2 separate regions of the Homo sapiens genome follow, and region 1 is linked to region 2. Evidence: read pairs that join two places in POLR2A ChIA-PET (ENCODE). Cell type or tissue: MCF 10A. All regions are shown on one strand. Links, peaks and the distances in the headings refer to the core of each region. The heading gives the core; the rest is flanking DNA. Region 1 overlaps STRN (striatin). Region 2 overlaps HEATR5B (HEAT repeat containing 5B).

What was found. ChIA-PET counts read pairs that join two places held together with the same protein. Peaks named below come from ENCODE experiments on the same cell type or tissue, not always from the same donor. Only the 100,000 strongest peaks of a DNase experiment are listed, where the experiment ranks them.
Region 1: POLR2A ChIA-PET joins it to region 2 with 10 read pairs; 6 of 35 experiments call an interaction of 5 or more read pairs at or near these places.

What each region holds. Positions count from the first base shown.
Region 1 is chr2:36,926,028-36,936,406 of GRCh38, forward strand. The region is part of intron 1 of STRN (striatin); the gene reads right to left. Among named protein-coding and RNA genes, the nearest start is that of STRN, 35 kb to the right of the region's middle. In MCF 10A, for the core only: no CTCF peak of the experiment used is centred there; a DNase peak (open chromatin) is centred at 5,164.
Region 2 is chr2:37,003,825-37,013,630 of GRCh38, forward strand. It overlaps HEATR5B (HEAT repeat containing 5B), which reads right to left. Exons shown (of 36, transcript NM_019024.3): 28 at 4,787-5,024; 29 at 3,226-3,480; 30 at 1,808-1,935. Among named protein-coding and RNA genes, the nearest start is that of STRN, 42 kb to the left of the region's middle. In MCF 10A, for the core only: a CTCF peak has its summit at 1,392; no DNase peak of the experiment used is centred there.

The DNA of each region.
Region 1 (10,379 bases), core at 3,976-6,475, 74 kb before region 2:
TTTTCTCACCCACCTTGACATGTAATCCATAGAAAAAAGAAAGTGAAAGTTGGGAAAAGGAAAATTAGAGACAATGGCCTTCTGCCCATTCCTGCCCCCCACCCCAAGGAATTACTAAAACCCTACATTTGAACATGAAACGAACTGTAAACAACTTTTAAAGTCAGTAAAACAGAGGGGTAGGAAAGAGTAGCTCTCCAGAATATTAAAAGAACATTGACAATTGAAATACTATCTTTCACATAAGAAATTGAAACTATGTCACAAACACTAACTTGTTAAAGTGACTCATAATACCTCTTAAAAGTCATAAGGGCCTCAAAACTAGCTATAAATTTCACTATTCTCACATGTACCACCACGTCCGTCTATTATACTGACCCACTAAGACAGGTAACAATGTTATTTATGTATCTACAGTGCTTTCCATTAAGTGAGCAAGAACTTTACATTTAAGGATGACCTTGCCACATCCCTAAGGAATTGTGAGGATTGTGCAACTAAGGTTTAGCAAGTGAGCCATTAAACTTAATTCTCATTCAAGCTTAGTTTGAATGAGCTTTGTTCCTATTCAGTACCACAAGAAACATAAAATCCAACTTATCTAGTCTCTTATAACTTTCAAAATGTAGGTAGTTTGTTAGGCTTTTGTTTTCATTTCAATGTGCTCTTAAATTTTACATTACAATTAAAGGAAGGATTACATTTACCTTACTGAAATAAAAGTGGTCTGAAAACAATTCAATTGTTTTCAGAGGAAAAGGCATCAAATAACCACAAGACTCTTTTGAAATTATATATTCTGCAGTGGGATAATTATGTTACCTAACCAGAATAGTAATGACACATGCATTTAAAGCTGATAAAAATGAAAGTCGTGTCAAAAGGAAATGACAGCCCAACTTGTCATTTCCAAATGTTTGTCTATGCCAAACGTGCTTTGGCATAGAACTTTATATGCTCTTTAAAATGACTTTAATAAAAATAATAAGCTAATCAATGCAATCAAACTTTGAAGGTAATAACAATATCAATTATCTATTTTGTCCCCTCGATACTCCTTGGCTAGTTTTGCATTTCTGCTAACATCATTGGTCCTGGATGATTCTGAAACTTCAGCCTACAATACCATAAAGTCTTTACTGTATATGTTCAACTTCAAGCATAAGAGAAATTACAATTAAAAGTATAATCAGAGGCTGGGCACAGTGGCTCAGCCCTGTAATTAACAGCACTTTGGGAGGCCGAGGCGGGTGGATAACTTGAGCTCAGGAGTTTGAGCCTAGCCTGTGCAACATAGCGAGACCACGTCCCCACAAAAAATTTAAAAAATCAGCCAGGCATGGTGGCATGTGTCTGTGGTCCCAGCTACTTGGGAGGCTGAGGCAGGAGAATCACCTCAGCCCAGGAGGCCAAGGCTGCAGTGAGCAGTGATCACACCACCACACTCTAACATGGGTGACAGAGTGAGACCCTATATCAAAAAAACAAAAAAAAGGGGGGGGGGGGTGGTAATCAGGGCCAGGCATGGTAGCTAATACCTGTAATCCCAGAACTTTGGGAGACTGAGGTGAGAGGATAGCTTGAGGCTGGAGTTTGAGACCATCCTGGCCAACATACCAAGACATCTCATAAAAAAATTAAAAATATAAAAAATAAAGTACAATCAGATTTCTTCTTTTCCATCAGATGGATAAAGTTCAGTAATTTAATAATATGGTAAAAAACAGACATTTAAATGTTAGCTGTGGTGATATAAACCAGTTTCACTTTATAGAGGACAACTGGTAATATCTGTCAAGTTTGTAAATGCATATACCCTTTAACTCAGCAATTTTAGAATGGTATCCTTCAAATATATATTTGCACATATGTGAAATTATGTAATACATGACTGATAAAACACAGACAAGAATATGTATACAACCCAAATGACCACCTAAAGGAGACTGGTTAAATAAATGAATATAATTGAAAGAAAATTAGGACCTGAACTAAGACCTTTGAGAAAAGAGTAAAAGACTATGAGAATAATGTCAATCTTTTACCTTTTTTTTCTCTAGGAAACTTAGATATTAGAAACAGTCTTAAAACACATTCCTACATAAAAAAAAACGAATTCCTTCTGTAAAACGACCTCAGTCGAAAGCATAATAATTGGTATAAATTCTTACTCTTTTAAAATAAAGATTAAATTCCAGCTAAAAATTCTCCAGATATGGCAGTATATTGCTCTTTGAATTGAATTGAGGAAGGGCGAGGGTGAGAGACATAAAAGACGAAAACAGCAAAAGGAAGAAAAAAAGGGAAGGAAAAAAGGTAAAAAGAAAAAGAGGAAAATAGGTCGGACACAGTGGCTCACACCTGTAATCCCAGAACTTTGGGAGGCCGAGGCGGGGGGATCACTTGAGGTCAAGAGTTCGAGACCAGCCTGGCCAACATGGTGAAACCCTGTCTCCACTAAACATACAAAAATTAGCCAGGCATGGTGGCAGGCACCTGTATTCCCAGCTACTTGGAAGACTGAGACAGAAGAATCACTCAAACCCAGGAGGCGGAGGTTGCAGTGTGCAGAGATCACACCACTGCACTCCAGCCTGGGCGACACAGTGAGACTCCATCTTAAAAAAAAAAAGGCAGGGCGCAGTGGCTCACTCCTGTAATCCCAGCACTTTGGGAGGCCGAGGCGGGTGGATCACGAGGTCAGGAGTTCAAGACCAGCCTGACCAAGATGGTGAAACCCCATCTCTACTAAAAATACAAAAAAAAAAATTAGCCGGGCGTGGTGGCAGGTGCCTGTAATCCCAGCTACTTGGGAGGCTGAGGCACAGAATTGCTTGAACCCAGGAGGCAGAGGCTGCAGTGAGCCGAGACCACGCCACTGCACTCCAGCCTGGGCAACAGAGTGAGACTCCGTCTCAAAAAAAAAAAAAAAAAAGTGACATGAATAAAATGTTTAAAAAATTACAAATCATCATACTGCCATTTATCAGTACAACTAAACCTAATAACAGCATATACTTCTGGAGAAGAAAACTTTGGAATTATCTTCAAGGAAAATGAATGTTGAACTTCCATGATACTTTATACGTATTTTTCACAGTATAGAAAATTATTCACTTCCTAACCATTATAAACAAAAAAGATAAAAATAATAGAAGGAAGACATTTTACTATTTAAGTCTGCATGACAAAAAGAAAATTTATTTTTGTATTATTTTCAATTCTAATTTGTCAAAAGGATATATGTAAATAGGAATATAGATCTTCTATAAACAGGTTTATCTGCATACATAATATCTAATAAACAATTAAAATATTTAAAATGCACCATTTAATTTATTAAAGCCCCCCCACCCCTTTTTTTTTCTTTTGAGACGGAGTCTCGCTCTGTCGCCCAGGCTGGAGTGCAGTGGTGCGATTTCGGCTCACTGCAACTTCAGCCTCCCAGGGTCGAAGTAATTCTCCTACCTCACCCTCCTGAGTAGCTGGGATTACAGGTGCACACCACCACGCCAAGCTAATTTTTGTATTTTTAGTAGAGACAGGGTTTTACCATGTTGGTCAGGCTGTTCTCAAACTCCTGACCTCGTGATCCACCCACCTCAGCCTCCCTAAGCGCTGGGATTACAGGTGTGAGCCACCACGCCCAGCCTTATTGAAGCCATTTTAAACTACCTTGTATTCTAAAATTTAAAAGGGCTAGGATTCAAAATTGAAATCACTGAGAAGTAAATTCAAAATGAAAAATACACAAAATTCTTGGGTTGGACACTTTTCAGTAGCTTTTCAGTTACTTGCTATGGAATATAAAGAGCATTCACTTTTACAAAAATCTAAAATAAAATATTATAAAGCTTGATTAATTTAAGGTTCTCATCTTTTGATTTGAACACAAACTTCAAAGTAAAAGAGGAAATATATAAGTAAAAGTCAATTATATGGTTACAGTGTACAATGAAGTTTCAATAATCGCTTTATGTCTTAATGCCTTCTATAAACTATATCTATTCCCTCTGAAAAGCTTTGGATTATATTATCCTCTTAAATCTAGGCTGCTAGTTTTCTCTGGCACATAATCACTGCCTGTAGCCCTCTCTCTTAAAGACAGTGTCATTATCAGGCTAGGCGCGGTGGTTCATGCCTGTAATCCCAGCACTTTGGGAGACCGAGGCAGGTGGATCACCTGAGGTCAGGAGTTCGAGACCAGCCTGACCAGTATGATGAAACCCCATCTCTACTAAAAATACAAAAATTAGCCAGGCATGGTGGCGTGTGCCTGTAGTCCCAGCTACTCAGGAGGCTGAGACAGGAAAATTGCTTGAACCTGGGAGGTGGAAGTTGCAGTGAGCCAAGATCATGCCACTGCACTCCAGAATGGGCAACAGAGCGAGACTCCATCTCAAAAAAAAAAAAAAAGTGTCATTATCATTTGGTGACATCAAACTTTACCATCAGAATCACCCAGATGACTTGTTAAAACACAATTTTTTAGGTTCTACCCTCAGAGTTGCTCATTCAGTAGGTCTGGAGTGGGGCCCAAGAATTTGCATTTCTAGTAAGTACCCAGGTGATAATGCTGCTGATCTGGGACCAACCTTGGAGAACCACTGACTTAAACCGTTTGTAACACAGTTAGGAGGCCAAAAACAAAAAACAAAGCAAAACAAAACAAAAAGCAGGAAACAGTCTGTTAAGGAGCAAGGAAAAGAACAGTCCCAGAGGCCGGGCGCAGTGGCTCAGGCCTGTAATCCTAGCACTTTGGGAGGCCGAGACGGGTGGATCACTTGAGGTCAGGAGTTCTTAACCAGCCTGGCCAACATGGTAAAACCCCCATCTCTACTAAAAATATAAAAAAATTAGCCAGGTGTGGTGGCAAGCGCCTGTAATCCCAGCTACTCTGGCTCAGGCAGGAGAACTGCTTGAACCTGAGAGGTAGAGGTTGTGGTGAGTCGAGATCATGCCACTGCACTCCAGCCTGAATGACAGAGCAAAATTGCCTCAAAAAAAAAAAGAAAAAGAAAGAAGCAAAGAATAGTCCCAGAACCCTACCTCTTTTTTTTCCCCAAAGTGTTGAGATTACAGGTGTGAGCTATCGCGTCCAGCCCCAGAACCCTACCCTTTTTACTCCACAGAAGTTTGGAGTCTTATACAGGCCTTCAAGCTGACAGACGAGTACATACTAGCTTTTTGATTCTCTTCCAAATTCCTTAGTTATGACTATACTTTTGGCAGTCTCCTGATAAAATAAAATCTACCAATATATTTCAGTTCAATCACATGTTTGGGAAATACCTACTTCCCATCAAGTCTAAACTGCTGTAAAGGAGAATATAGGAAAAACAAATAAAACCAAGTTTCTACCCACAATGTACTTCCAATCTCGTTAGGGTACAAGACCAGCTTGTACACAAGCTGTGTTATGTTCACAAAAACAGCTAAGAAAAGATAGTGCAGTACTAATAAACGAGGATTCAAGTGATAAAATCAAATATTTGTATTTGTTCATTTAACAATATTAACTAAACACCTACTTTGTGCCTGGCAGTTATTGGTACTGGGACTAAAGTAGTGACAAAACAAAACAGAGCTAACAATCCAGTGAATGAAACATATGTTGCCTAAGACATATGTGTACCAGTAGCATATGTTATATTTACTTAGAACCAGAAACACAGTTGCAGGCAAAAGCAGTGAATATAAAAATAAACACAAAAAGCAACTGGATGCCTATTTAACTCTGGAGTCAAGTAGAGAACTGATGTTCAACTTTAAAACTGCTTGCTTGCTTGCTTATTCATTTATTTGTTTATTTATTTGAGACAGGGTCTCGCTCTGTTGCCCAGGCTGGAGTGCAGTCATAGCTCACAGCAGCCTCGAAATCCTGAACTCAATCAATTCTCCCGCCTCAGCCTCCCAAGTTGCTGGGACTATAGGCGCATACGACCACATGCAGCTGATTTTAATCTTTTTGGTAGAGACAGGGTCTTGCTATGTTGCCAGGCTGGTCTCGAACTCCTAGCCTCAAGCAATCCTCTCACCTTGGCCTCCCAAAGTGCTGGAAATACATGCATAAGCCACTGCACCAAGCCTAAAAACTGTATTCTAATCTGGTATTTATTCTACAGCTAGTTTTACTTTTTTTTTGAGACAGTCTCACTCTGTTGCCCAGGCTGGAGTACAGTGGCGTGATCTCGGCTCACTGCAACCTCCACCTCCCGGGTTCAAGCAATTCTCCTATGTCAGCCTCCAGAGTAGCTGGGATTACAGGCACCCGCCACTGCGTCTGGCTAATTTTTGTATTTTTAGTAGAGACAGGGTTTCACCGTGTTGGCCAGGCTGGTATCAAACTCCTGACCTCGGGTGATCTGCCTGCCTCGGCCTCCCAAAATGCTGGGATTACACGCGTGAGCCACCGCACCCGGCCTAGTTTCACATTTTAACAAACTAGTCAGTCTCCTGAAATTTTCCTAATAAATAAAATTACTGTACCATTTTATTTATTTACCTATTGTCACATTTCAAAAAAAGATAAGATGTGAACTTATGGATTATATTGAAAATAAAGATAAATTTCATTTTATGTTTTTTAGAGATGAGGGTCTCTCTTTGCTGCCAGGTTAGGAGTACAGTGGCATGATCATAGTTCACTACAGCCTTGAACTCCCGGGCTCAAGTGATCCTTCTAGATAACATTTTACCTCTGAAATGCTATAGGAGATACTGGTATATTCTTTCAAAAGCAATCTCTCCATCCCTAAATGTAAGATTACAAACATAGATTTTCGTATACAGAAAACCCTCAACTGCCCAAATTCTCACTTAAAGCACTAAATTAATTACACCCACATTATCACCTTATGGCAGCTTATAAATAAATGTACATCAGTAGGTTTCTTGAGATCCCAAAGGCTCCCTCAGAACTCGAATCAGTCAGTTAAATTCCCTCAGCACATCTTCCTATCTTTCACCTCTTTATAAATGTTCCTTATGTTTGCTCAAAGGGCTAGAAATTCCATTTTTTTTTAATTTACACACACACACACACACACACACACATATATATGCAGTTAGCCCTTCATATCCATGAGTTCTACACCTGCAGATTCAGTCAACCATCTATCAAAAACATTCAATAAACAATAAATACAAAATTTTAAAAATACAGTATAACAACTTTTCACAGCATTTACATTAAGTATTATAAATAATCTAGAGATGATTTAAAGTATATGGGAGGGTGTGCATAGTTTATATGCAAATACTACACCACCTTATATAAGAAAATTGGAACTTGAGCATCCACAGTTTTTTGTATTGGATGGGGGAGTTCCCGGAACCAATACCCTACAGACATCAAAGGATAACTGTATATGTACATATACACATATGTAGAAGAAAAGAGAGAATAAGATATCAATCAAGGGAGGAATTCTGCAGATTTACGGTATGAGACAGTATGATATTCATAGATTTAACATTCATGGTTACCACTGTTTTGAGAGCTACCCAGAAGATACTTTGTTAAGGCAATGGAGAAGCTAGAGGCCCAATGTAGGGGCTAAATGCATGAGTCTAGCCTAACACCAAGCATTTGTTTTTGGAAGTTTTTTTGAGACAGGGTTGGAGTGCAATGGCACGATCACAGCTCACTGTAGTCTTGACCTCCTGGGCTCAGGCGATTCTCCTGCTTCAGCCTCTCGAGGAGCTGGGCCCACAGGTGTGTGCTGCCATGCCCAGCCAAGCATTTGTATTAAAGTTAAAAGGCGATGACTCTAAACAGTTTAAGAAAAAAAACTAGGCTGGGCACGGTGGCTTAACCTTGTAACCCCTGCACTTTGGGAGGCCGAGGCAGGTGGATCACCCGAGGTCAGGAGTTTGATACCAGCCTGGCCAACACGGCGAAACCCTGTCTCTACTAAAAATACAAAAAAATTACCCGGGTGTGGTGGCGGGCGCCTGTAGTCCCAGCTACTCTGGAGGCTGAGGAAGAATGGCGTGAACCTAGGAGGCAGAGCTTGCAGTGAGCAGAGATCACGCCACTGCACTCCAGCCTGGGTGACAGAGGGAGACTCCGTCTCGAAAGAAAAAAGAAAAAAAACTAAATCTATTGATGTAAAATGCTCTCTGCCCCCACAAAGAAAGAAAAATGTAAGGACTAAGAAAATGGCAGCTCTTAACCAGAAAAAGAACAGAAATGTTCTATATCTCCCCCATCAAAAATCAGTGAACTAATTCAGCAAATGCTCCAACCTGAGCAAAAAGGATTCAAGTGAAATAAAACCTTCATTAAAGTTGAAAAGGATATTAACTTGTAGAATATGCGTACATGTAAGAAACATAACATTACTCTCAATGGAAATATAATTCAGATAAGGAATTCCACAAAAAGATGTCTTAATCTTAAAATCTGAGGATTTACAGAGCTCTCAGAAAGCATTACTTGCAAATGATAAGTCTTCTATAACGTATGATTTTGTTTATGGTTAGCTCCAAAAGAGTTAACATGTTTTAAACCAACATGATTATCTGTTGATAGGTATATAATCTCTAAAGAAGTATTCTTCAATAGGCAACACTTCTCATATTTAAAACATTCAGTCTTTATGTATAAATTATGAATCCATAAATCTTAAGGAACTACATAAAGCCCAAACTCTTCCCAACGGAAGAAGGCTATCGACAATCTGTTCCCATCCCCTCTATCTAGTTTTGTCTTCCACATTCCTACTCACACATCCTATGTTCCAATCAAAGTAGTCAATTAGGCTGGGCACGGTGGCTCATGCCTGTAATCCCAGCACTTTGAGAAGCCTAGATGGATGGATCACTTGAACTCAGGAGTTTGAGTCCAGCCATGGGCAAGATGGTGAAACCCCGTCTCTACTGAAAATACAAAAATTAGCCCGGTGTGGTGGCTCAAAACTGCAGCCCCAGCTACTCGGGAGGCTGAGGCACAAGAATCGCTTGAATTTGGGAGGCAGAGGTTGCAGTGAACTGAGACTACACCACTGTGCTCTAGCCTGGGCAACAGAGGGGAGGATGGTGGGCAAAGGAAGGAACGAAACTCATAATTTTATATTTTTAAAAAAATAAGTAGACAGTTAGTCTTCAGATACTACACCTGAACATTCCCAGCTCCATGCCTTGGCTTATGCCCTTCTCTCTCCTACCTCTCCAAATGCCCTTTCATTTTCGGATTCTACCAATGTCCTAGTCTGAGCCTACACACACCACAGTAATCCCTTCTCTGAATTCCAAGAGCATTTCTTATTTTCTATTTAAAAACAAAACAAAAAAACCTCTGTATGTACATATTATTTTAACACTTTATGAGACTTATATTAATGTTCAGCAAAAAGGCAAGAAAATAAGGACTTTGGCATACTTAATATGTATCACGTACTCTACCAAACACCTTCTATAATTAATCTCATTTAATTAGGACTATGACATAATTATTGTCTTGTTCTCTTTTAATTTTCAGAATGTTCACAATTTATCTCATCCCAAACCAGATAAGCCCTCTAAAGGCAGAAGCCTTCATTCATGCACTCAACATAAAATAATTAAGTGCCTACTAAGTGCTTCCCACTTGTATTGAGGACACAACAAAAAGCGGATTTTTGCATTCTACTAGATTATAAATCTGCTGAGGACAACAGCTAAATAAAAATAGACTCAACTGTTCCATCCCAAAGTGCCTTGCAATACTGCGGTTATTCAATGTTATTTGATTTAAAAGATAAAAGTTCAATCACAGTAAATGGAAAAAAACAGGCAAGAACATACGAAGTAGAAGTATAAACAATAATTACCATAAACTAGAAAGTCTGTTTTTCCTTAACCTTTGAACATTTTTTTAATTCTCAGTTTTTTTGCCTATACAAAGGTGGCTATGAAATGTGAATTAGAGCTCCTATTAATAAAACAAAATAAATAAAAAACGTTGGTATTAACATGTAAATAATAAATTTATAAATATTTTAAATATTACGTACTTAGACAAAAGCAAAGTAACAAAAGCAGATAGGAAATATCATGAAAACAATTTCTCTAAAAAAAAACTTATGATGCCTAATCCCCTGAATAAAGACATTTAAGCCTTTCTTGCTTCATATTTAGACAAAAATCTTCCTGCTTGCTTATGTTCCTATTTCATCTCTGAAAAGACTGTAAGCAATCAGTTGTCTGAGACACCATTCCTGGACAGTAATAGTGTGCTGTCCTTAGTATATGAAGATGTAATTACTGTAGTAACAATAAAAACCTAAGCTTTCAGATTGGATTCTGTTTTGGTTTTATTTTCTTCTACCACTACAATAAATGACACATCATCTTTTACTCTAATGATAAATGGTGCATAATTTTAATACAAC
Region 2 (9,806 bases), core at 215-2,714:
AAGAACATTGTAAAAATCTTGAGAAATGGTCACATTTTACTCCTATGTATTTTCAAGCAACAAATGATTTATTATTTACATATTTAAATGTGCTTTATATTCAGAGATGATCATTCTCCTATTGGAAGGAAATAATTGAGCTAAATAGTATTGTAGAGTCCAGTGCTGCTAAAATTTATAATTTCTAACCTGAGCTGAATATCCAAGAATTTCTACAACCTCTGCCTACCACAGATTGTAGAAATCTCTGGTGAGTTCCTCTTCTATTCACTTCAGCAACTACTACAAACTTTTGCCACCCACTTTAAGCTTCTTACTCACAATCTTCCATACCAAATCCATCCAATGAACCTAAATGAAATTTCAAAGAGGGGGAAAAGACTTAACTGCAACCAAAGCCACCTTTACCTCTTTCCTTAAGATCATGTGTTCAGCCTCTTATGTGAGGCTTAATCTGAGGTTAATCTTTCCTTATGTGCTCCTATCCTAACCTATTTGACTTCCTAGGGATTCTTCAAGGACTCTGATCATATCTCGTATGTTTTCAACTTCTCTCTCTAGTTAGGCTACTCTTGTCAGTATAATGACAATGCTCAAGTCTTTCTTATCACATGTCCCCCCTGCACTATTCCCAAAGCCTCCAGATCCTTTTATCTACCCTATGTCCTCCTCTATGTATCTGGCTCCTTCCTTTCCCAGCCTAGATGCTTCCACTTCCTTTACTCTCTTATTCACTCCTCAATCTTCTACTATCTGGCTACTGGTCACCTCAAACAATCCTCTGCGGGAGGTCACCAATAGCCTCCTCTAGACTCATTTCTGTGCTTATTTACTCGATTCTTTCTTTTGAGACTCTGTCTACCCTTCTTGAAACTCCTCCCTTGTCTTTGATAACTCTGTTCTCTTTTGGTTCTCCTGAAACTTCTCTAGCAGTTTCCACTGTTGATTTATTTCCTTCTTCTCAATTTTTAAATGCTATTTATCCTCAAGCTTCCAATCTTGGTCCTCTTTCTTCTTCCTTTATTCAGCCTTCCTAGGCTAGTGTTATCATTTCTCTGGAATTATGAAAAAAGCCTCAGAACTGGCCTCCCTGTCTCCCTTCCCATCTCTTACAAACCAACCTACCTCTACGGGCTGACAGAATGATCCTTCTGAAATATAAAGTTAGTTACATCATTCCTCTACTTAAACATTTTTAATGATTCCCTATCACTTTCAGGATAGGGTTCAAACTCTTTTACATGTCATCAAGAAACCTTCATGATTTGGTCTTCACCTTGTTGTCCAGCCTCATCTAACAACCTCATGTTCCATTCATATCGGCCATAGTAAATGGCTATGCCCTTGAACTTGCCGTGTTCTCTCATGCCTCCTAGTGTTCGTATTTGCTATTCTTTCTGAGAGGAAAACCCGTCCCGCATGTGTTGCCTCACTAATTCCTCTTGAAGATTTGATTCAACCATTGCCCACTCTGAGAAACCATCCTTTGCTTTCCTATCACAACATCGGGCTCCTCCTCTCTATTCTAATTGCAGCTTTACATGCACTAAAATAGCACTTACCACACTGTACCTATCTCCTAATTCAGGCACAGTGAAACTGCTTTCACTATCTATAACCTCAAACCACGTTTGAGGCAGACCAGGCACAGAGTAAAAGTAACTGGGTGAATAAATACAGGGAGTCAGTGTATTCATATCATGTTAAAATAGGATCCAATACAGAAAAAAAATCCATCCTTTTTTCCATTGTAAAGCAATACTCAAAAAAAAACCACACAAGTATCTATCATAGCAATACACTGTACCTGATCTTCTGCAATATGGACTCGAGCATAAGGGGAGTCTAGCAAGGTATGTAAGGCCTGCAGGCATGCTGTAACATGTTCAATGGGCTCCTCAGGTCTAGGGGAACAAAGAAACTGTATACTCACACCTGAAATGCACAAAATAAAAACATGTTTTTTCACTTATAAAACACTTTATGTTGTTTGATCCCATATTTCTTCTCTATTTATGTTTTTACAGATTACCTTAACATGTATTTATTAATACCTTAAAGTAGACTTCAAAATGGTTTCCAAGTTAAACAGCCAAACTCAACATAAGGTTGTAGTTTTGCAATTAGGTTAATATTCAAATTAGCTATGTGTGAAAGAAGGAATTCCCATGCCATCAGGTTGATTATGAAGATATTAAGTTTTTATTTCTAGGACTTTTAAAATAATACATTAAGAAAATAAATTTACAAACATTATAAAATTGTTTTTCATTAAATGGTAGCCAAATAATTTTTCATGCATACAAAGTTTTTAAATGGCAAGTTATAGAGGCACAATGGGTATCATAGTAAACAACTGCTTTTAATTTACATAGGGGTAAAGTCATTGTTTTGGAAGTTTTTCACATTTTCACTTACCAGATCTACTGATGAATCCGATAATTACACCTTATTGTGTTCCTTTTCACTCCCAGAAAACATAAGATCACTAAAAGCTTCATTACCATGTATAAATTCTTAAATGTTAAAAAAGCATCTATAGCTGGGTGCAGTGGCTCATACCTGTAATCTCAGCACCCAGCCGAGGTGGGTGGATCACCTGAGGTCAGGAGTTCGAGACCAGCCTGACCAACATGGAGAAACCCCACCTCTACTAAAAATACAAAATTACCCGGGCGTGGTGGCGCATGCCCATAATCCCAGCTACTTGGGAGGCTGAGGCAGGAGAATCGCTTGAACCCAGGAGGCGGAGGTTGCGGTGAACCGAGATTGCGCCACTGCACTCCAGCCTGGGCAACAAGAGTGAAACTCTGTCTCAAACAAAAAACAAAAAAACAAGAAACAAAAAAGCATTTATAAAGCAATTTTACATTAGGATTCACTGAAATCTTCTTAAACATTTTTTTCTTAATGGGATAATTGGTTAAGTGCCAAGTAAAAAGAAAACCTGTTGTTGAATAAAAAACATATTACGTTTTTTTACTGAAAATTGTTCGATATTGCTGTGTGAATGAGCATGACAGTTAAGTAGTTTCAGTAGTTTTTAATAATTTAATTTCTAGGTTAAAAATTCAATTAACAATTTATAAGGTGAGGTGAAAAATCCTTTCACTTTTCCTTCTCTGAACTGTGCTATACTGTACAAAATCTTTCCATAGCTTTAAAATGAAAGATATGAATTTTCAGAAGTGATAATCTTGAAATATATTAATATGACAGACCTACCTAAAATCAGATGCATTCTGTCTTTGTTAATTTCTGGCAAAGATTTAGCACTACCCACTGCTCCTGATGCCTGGTTTAAATTGACAGATGTAGAACGTTTTTGTAAACCAGATATTGCTGCTGCTTCTGTAGACTCTGAGCACGTAAATCCTGTGCTATTTAACCAAAGTGCCACCGCATGGAGAATTGGGGCCCAGGAATTCCGATAGTGAAGTCTAGCTGTATCAATAGTTTCAGGGGTATAAAATGCTCCACCTGTAAAGCAATCAAATCAATTAAAAACATTACTTTTTTTTTTTTTTTTTTTTTTTTGAGACCAAGTCTCGTTCTGTCGCCCAGGCTGGAGTGCAATGGTGCGATCTTGGCTCACTGCAACCTCCTCCTGCTGGGTTCAAGCAATTCTCCTGCCTCAGCCTCCTCAGAAGCTGGGACTACAGACATGCGCCGCAATGCCCAGCTAATTTTTTGTATTTTTAGTAGAAATGGGGTTTCACCATGCTGGCCAGGCTGGTCTCAAACTCTCAATCCACCCGCCTCAGCCTCCCAAAGTGCTGGGATTACAGGCATGTGCCACTGCACCCGGCCAAAATATTACTATTATACATGTTCGCTCATTTATGAACCACTAACAAAAATACCTGTTACATACAAAAGAGAAATCTAGCCAAAGGGCTTCTCCTCTTTATAAAGCCACCAAAAGTAACCCCTTTTCTGTAGCTGATGAACTGGAATACCTGTCTCTTCCTCACTGATGCTAGTTTTCCAGCCTTTCCTCTGCTACTGCTGATGTCACTAAGTATTCTTACCTTTTCTTACCCTGTTGTCACAGAATTTACCTCTTCATTGTTGCCAGTGGCTCCTAAAACCCTATCATCTTCTCTTTCTATCACAACCAGGGAACTCTGTTTCTTCCCTCTGTTTCTTTCTTCTTCTGCTATTCCTCTCCACCTCCTGTTGTTTCCTCTACTAACACTGAGGACTTCCTCATCACTCCTTGCTGTTATGATGGATTAAGGAAGGAAAAAAGGGGGCGGGGGAACTCCATTATTCTTATCATTAATATATAGGAAGGAGAATGGGTTCTTCAAGTAGGAACTAATAACACACTTTCTAAACAGAAAAAAATGTTGACGATTTCTACACTGATTTTGATAAGAAAACTAAAGTACAATTTGCAAAGCACTTTAGGAACATAATTTATTGGCACACTAGGAATCTGAAATAGAATATGAAAATACAAACATTGAACAGTACAGCAATATACATCTATGGTTATGCATAATGACTTGTTACCCATAGCTATTTAGAATACCCTAGCTCATACAGCTATTATTGTAACAGTGCTTGCTAATATGTTTGCTTCAGCCAACAAAAAAGCTCTATATCTTCTATCTACAAATTCAATATAGAGTACATATTCTAACTGAGACAACATCAAACTTAAGCCACAGAAATTTAAACTGTTACTATAGCAACTGTTGTTGCTAGTCTATACCGTCTCTATTTTGTTTAACTACTACTTTGAACTCCATAAAAGTAAAACTCAGAATGTAATACTCACCATCTGGAGGAAGCTGACTAGAAAATTCGGCTGGTAAAGTCAAGAGTGCATAATCTTTTAATGCTGCTAACCACAGGCGACTGAGTGTTGGTAGTTCAGGTTGTACCAGTGTTATTAAACTATCTGGTGGCAGTTCATCGATGGTACCACAGTCGTCATCATCATCGTCAGTATTTTTAATTGCTCTTTTTGGTTTTGACTCTGCTTCCTTTTTAATATTCATAGCGACCACATATACCTAATATGATATTTATGAGGACAAAATAGTAAGGCATAAGATAAAAAAATAAGATATTTTACGTTATTATAAAAATACAGTTAAATCATCAAAGATAACTGGGTATAGATATTAGAAAGTATACACTTTGGCTGGGTGCGGTGGCTCACACCTGTAATCCCAGGACTTTGGGAGGCCAAGGCGGGTAGATCATGAGGTCAAGAGATTGAGACCATCCTGGCCAACATAGTGAAACCCTGTCTCTACGAAAAATACAAAAATTAGCCGGGCATGGTGGCAGGCACCTGTAGTCCTAGCTACTCCAGAGGCTGAGGCAGGGGAATCGCTTGAACCAGGGAGGCGGAGGTTGCAGTGAGCCGAGATCGCGCTGCTGCACTCCAGCCTGGTGACAAAGTGAGACTCTGTCTCAAAAAAAAAAAAAAAAAAAAAAAAGAAGAAAGTATATACTTTGATCAGGTGCAGTGGCTCATGCCTGTAATCCCAGCACTTTGAGAAGCTGGGAATCACTTGAAGCCAGGAGGTCAAGACCAGCCTGGGTAATATAGCAAGACCCTATCTCTACAAAAAATAACAAAAATGCTAGCCAGGCATGGTGGCACATGCCTGTAGCCCCAGCTACTTGGGAGGCTAAGGCAGAAGGATCGCTTAAGCCCAGGAGTTCAAGGTTCCAGTGAGCTATGATCGTGCCACTGCATTCCAGCCTGGGCACCAGATTTGAGATCCTGTCTCAAAAAAAGAAAAAAAAAAGTATATACAACTCCATGATTTCCTGATAAACACAAAAGAATAATTCCATTTGCCTTGGAGACATTTTTCTAAAAAAACTGATCTGACTTCTGACTATTCCTCTGATGGCATGTTCCTTGAGTAGCCTTCTCAGAGTTTTTTCTGGCTTCCCTCATTCTACTTTACAAAGCACCCCCCGCCTCCACTTTTTTTTTTTTTTTTTTGCCACAGGGTATAACTCTGTTTCTGCCTCCACCTTCCTAGACTTATTAGACAACCAGGCATTCAAAGTAAGCAGCTGAGAGGCAAAAAGAGACATCAGAAAGGATTTCCATAAATATCCTTCTAAACTCCTTCTTACACAGACCTTAAATGATATTTTGCAATCTAGCATTTACAACAGATAGCCTGGCTAATATAATCTGCTAGTCACATACATTACCTGTATCCTTTCTCTCTAGTTTGTGAGCCAAAAAGACATAAAAGCAACTTTCCTAAAATATAATTTCAAAGATTCTTCTTTATTGAATCATATTTATTTTCCTTTGTTTTGTAATACATTTAGGCTTTGGCTACTGGCACATACAAAGCTGAATAACGTATTAATGAGAAAACAAAAAAAGAAAGGAATGACAGCAAGCAAGAAAAGAATTGCTCTAGATAAAAATCTCGAGAAAACTGTCTTCCCTCCACAGTGTTACATCCATTGTACCTAACGAGAAAGCCTAAGTATGGTATCTGTATAGGTACACTGCAAGCTTCTTGATGAGAAGCACTGTGTCTTACCCCTATTCCCACACCAAGCAGACTTACAGCACAGAGAAAATATACAGCAATTGACTAAATTCTAAAATAGGGACTTTGGATCTCAAGTTATGAATATATTACTGTCATATCTTCTAGTGAGTACATGCTTGTTTCCCCCCTAAATTTGTTATTACACTGTTTTTTTTTTTGAGATGGGAGTCTCGATCTGTAACCCAGGCTGGAGTGCAGTGGTGCGATCACAGCTCACTGCAATCTCCACCTCCCGGGTTCAAGTGATTCTCCTGTCTCAGGGTCCAGGGTAGCTGGGATTACAGGCACACACCAGCAAGCCTGACTAATTTTTGTATTTTTAGTAGAGACAGGGTTTCTCCACGTTGGCCAGGCTGGTCTCAAACTCCTGACCGCAGGTGATCCATCCTTCTCAGCCTCCCCAAGTGCCCAGCCACTAACATTTTTAAGAAAATGTCACAATAAGCACTCTTAAGTATATCCAGCCATTCATTCATCAAATCCTTACTAGGTAGGCACCTTTTGCCTTGAATTTGTTATTGTTCTAGGACTGGAAGCAAAAAAAAAAAACAAATAATACATAGTTTTTGCTTTCCATGAATTCACAGGCTAATATTACAATGAGAGGGAAGTAAAAAGGTGCTTAAGAGAAGAAACTTTTAAAGATTTGGCTTTAATTATTTATCTTCTACAAAGATAATCTTTTTAATGCTTTATCTTCTAGTACACTCTACCCAGTGCACAGACAGTGTCTGGTACCTAATGAACACTCGGCAGTTTATGCAATGAGTGAATGAATCTCAGGGAACATCACAGATAAACGAATCTTAGCCTTGGGAGTGTGAGAAAGGTGAGACCGTTTTTAAGGACAAAAGTTGACTTGCTCATAGGCAGAGATGGAAAGGGAGCTTACAGGCAGAGGGAACAGCCAGAGCAAGAGCACAAAAACAGGAAACTGCATGGTAATCTAAGTATGCAAATTTCTCATATAGACGGAGCACAGGTTATAAGCTGGAAGTAGCTGAAGTTTTTACTCTGCAGGCAATGGGGAAGCAAGGGTGTCACTGTAAGACTTTACGGTCTATGTATGCATTTTTCCTCGACTTATAATTTTATTTTAATAATTATGCTATAAAAAGTTGGAAAAATAAGAGTTAAAAATGACTCATAACCTCAATTTCTGGGTTTTCATATTCTATCTTTGTAAGTTATAATTTTGATGTACAGAGATTCTGTATTTAGTTTTACTGATAAACATGTCATAGGGTTTTCCCATGTGAATACCAGTTTTCATAACCATTATTTTAATGACTTACAGTGGATGACCCACAATGTATCTACCAGTTTTCCTACAGTTGAAATTTTATATTTACTTCTAATTCTTTACTTAGCATTGGGAATCCTAGAAAGATGAAATACAGCTTTCGAAGACAAAAGATATTCATTTCTTCACATTATAAATAGTGTTGCAAGTAAACATTTTTGTAAACTTACCTCTTTTCCATATTTTGGATATTTTTCACTAGACTACAGGCCCAGAAATGGAATCACTGGGTCAGTGTTTACAAATATTTTTATGACTCTGAATAGACACTGCCAAATGCTTTCTAAAAAGGTTCTATATTTTATATTGCTACCTGCAATATATGAGAATATATCTTTCAGACCTATTTTAAAATAAATTTTTAGGCTTATTTTTCTTATAGATATTACACAAAAAAGGACAATCAGAAGCATAAGCAAAATGAAGAAAATTAAAACTACACATAATGCTACTACTCAGATACAATGCTGTTACCAGTCTAAACAGTTATATAAACACGCTCAGTTTTTTACCTAATGTGTGCGTGCGTGTGTGTATAATTTCTACCCCAATTTTCTAGTCACTTAATATCATCATCTTTCAAGATCAAGAAATACATTTAGGTTATTTCCACTTTTTTGTGAATAATAACACCATAACAAATACCCTTGTAGCAGAACCTTTGTGCATATCCTTAAATATTCCTGAAAATAATGTGTGCAGTTTTTTAATTAATTAAATTTTTTTTTTTTGAGACAAGAGTCTCGCTCTTGTTGCCCAGGCTGCAGTGCAATGGCGTGATCTTGGCTCACTGCAATCTCTGCCTCCCGGGTTCAAGTGATTCTCCTGCCTCAGCCTCCCAAGTAGCTGGGATTACAGGCATGCACCACCATGCCAGGGTAATTTTGTATTTTTAGCAGAGACAGTGTTTCACCATATTGGCCAGGCTGGTCTCGAACTCCTGACCTCAGGTGATCCGCCTGCCTCGGCCTCCCAAAGTGCTGGGATTACAGGTGTGAGCCACCACGCCTGGCCTAGGGCGCAGTTTTAGAGGATGTACAGAGGAAGGTGCTGAAGACACAAAGAAGAAGAGTAGACAGCACTGAGCTTCACACAGTCTCCTCCTCACTCTCATGCCTAACTGATACCTCCTCCTATCCTCCATGTTTCAATGTAAACATCACTTTCTCCAAAAAGGCTACTTCTGAGCCTCCAGCCTATTGTAACTGCCTCTGCTATGTGTTCCAAAACACTTTGTAACTTTGTATTTCTCCTGTGATAATGCTCCTTACCCTTTGGTACATCTACTTGTTTACCAGTTTGTCTTGCTCAGCAAACGTAATATATCTCACCCCCGTATTCTCAACTGCTAACCTGACAGAGCTGAAGCTAAACAACACTTTGTTGAATGAATCAGAGGGTGGGAAGTAAGGGAATGAGAAAAGTTTAGTCTTAGATTAGCGGAAAAGCTTAAAATAATTATAACTCCAATAGTCTTCCCTTAAACGTGGTTTCACTTTCTATGGTTTCAGTTACCTGTTGCTGAATACCACGAAAATAGGGAAGTGAGATACTGAGCTGGTAGAGGAAGGAATTAGTTACTTCAATACTGGAGGGCAGATGATAAGAATTCAATAGTAACTGGCAGAAGGAATTTAGAAAAATGAATTTAAAACAATGTAATTATATATTTTTTAAAGTGACTGTGAGAATGAAAAAGGTAAAACTAGCTATTAAAAAACAAAACAAGCTGGGCACTGTGGTGCGTGCCTGCAGTCCCAGCTACGCGGATGGCTGCGGCAGGAGGACTGTTTGGGCCCAGAAGTTCAAGTCCAGGCTGGGCAACAAAGCAAGACCCTACCTTTAAAAAAAAGAAACAAAACCCCTATGGCCTCAATATCAAGGTGGCAAGTCACCTGAAATTTAATCAAATAAAAGATTTTTGGCATAAAATATTTTCTGTTATATTTTTGAGT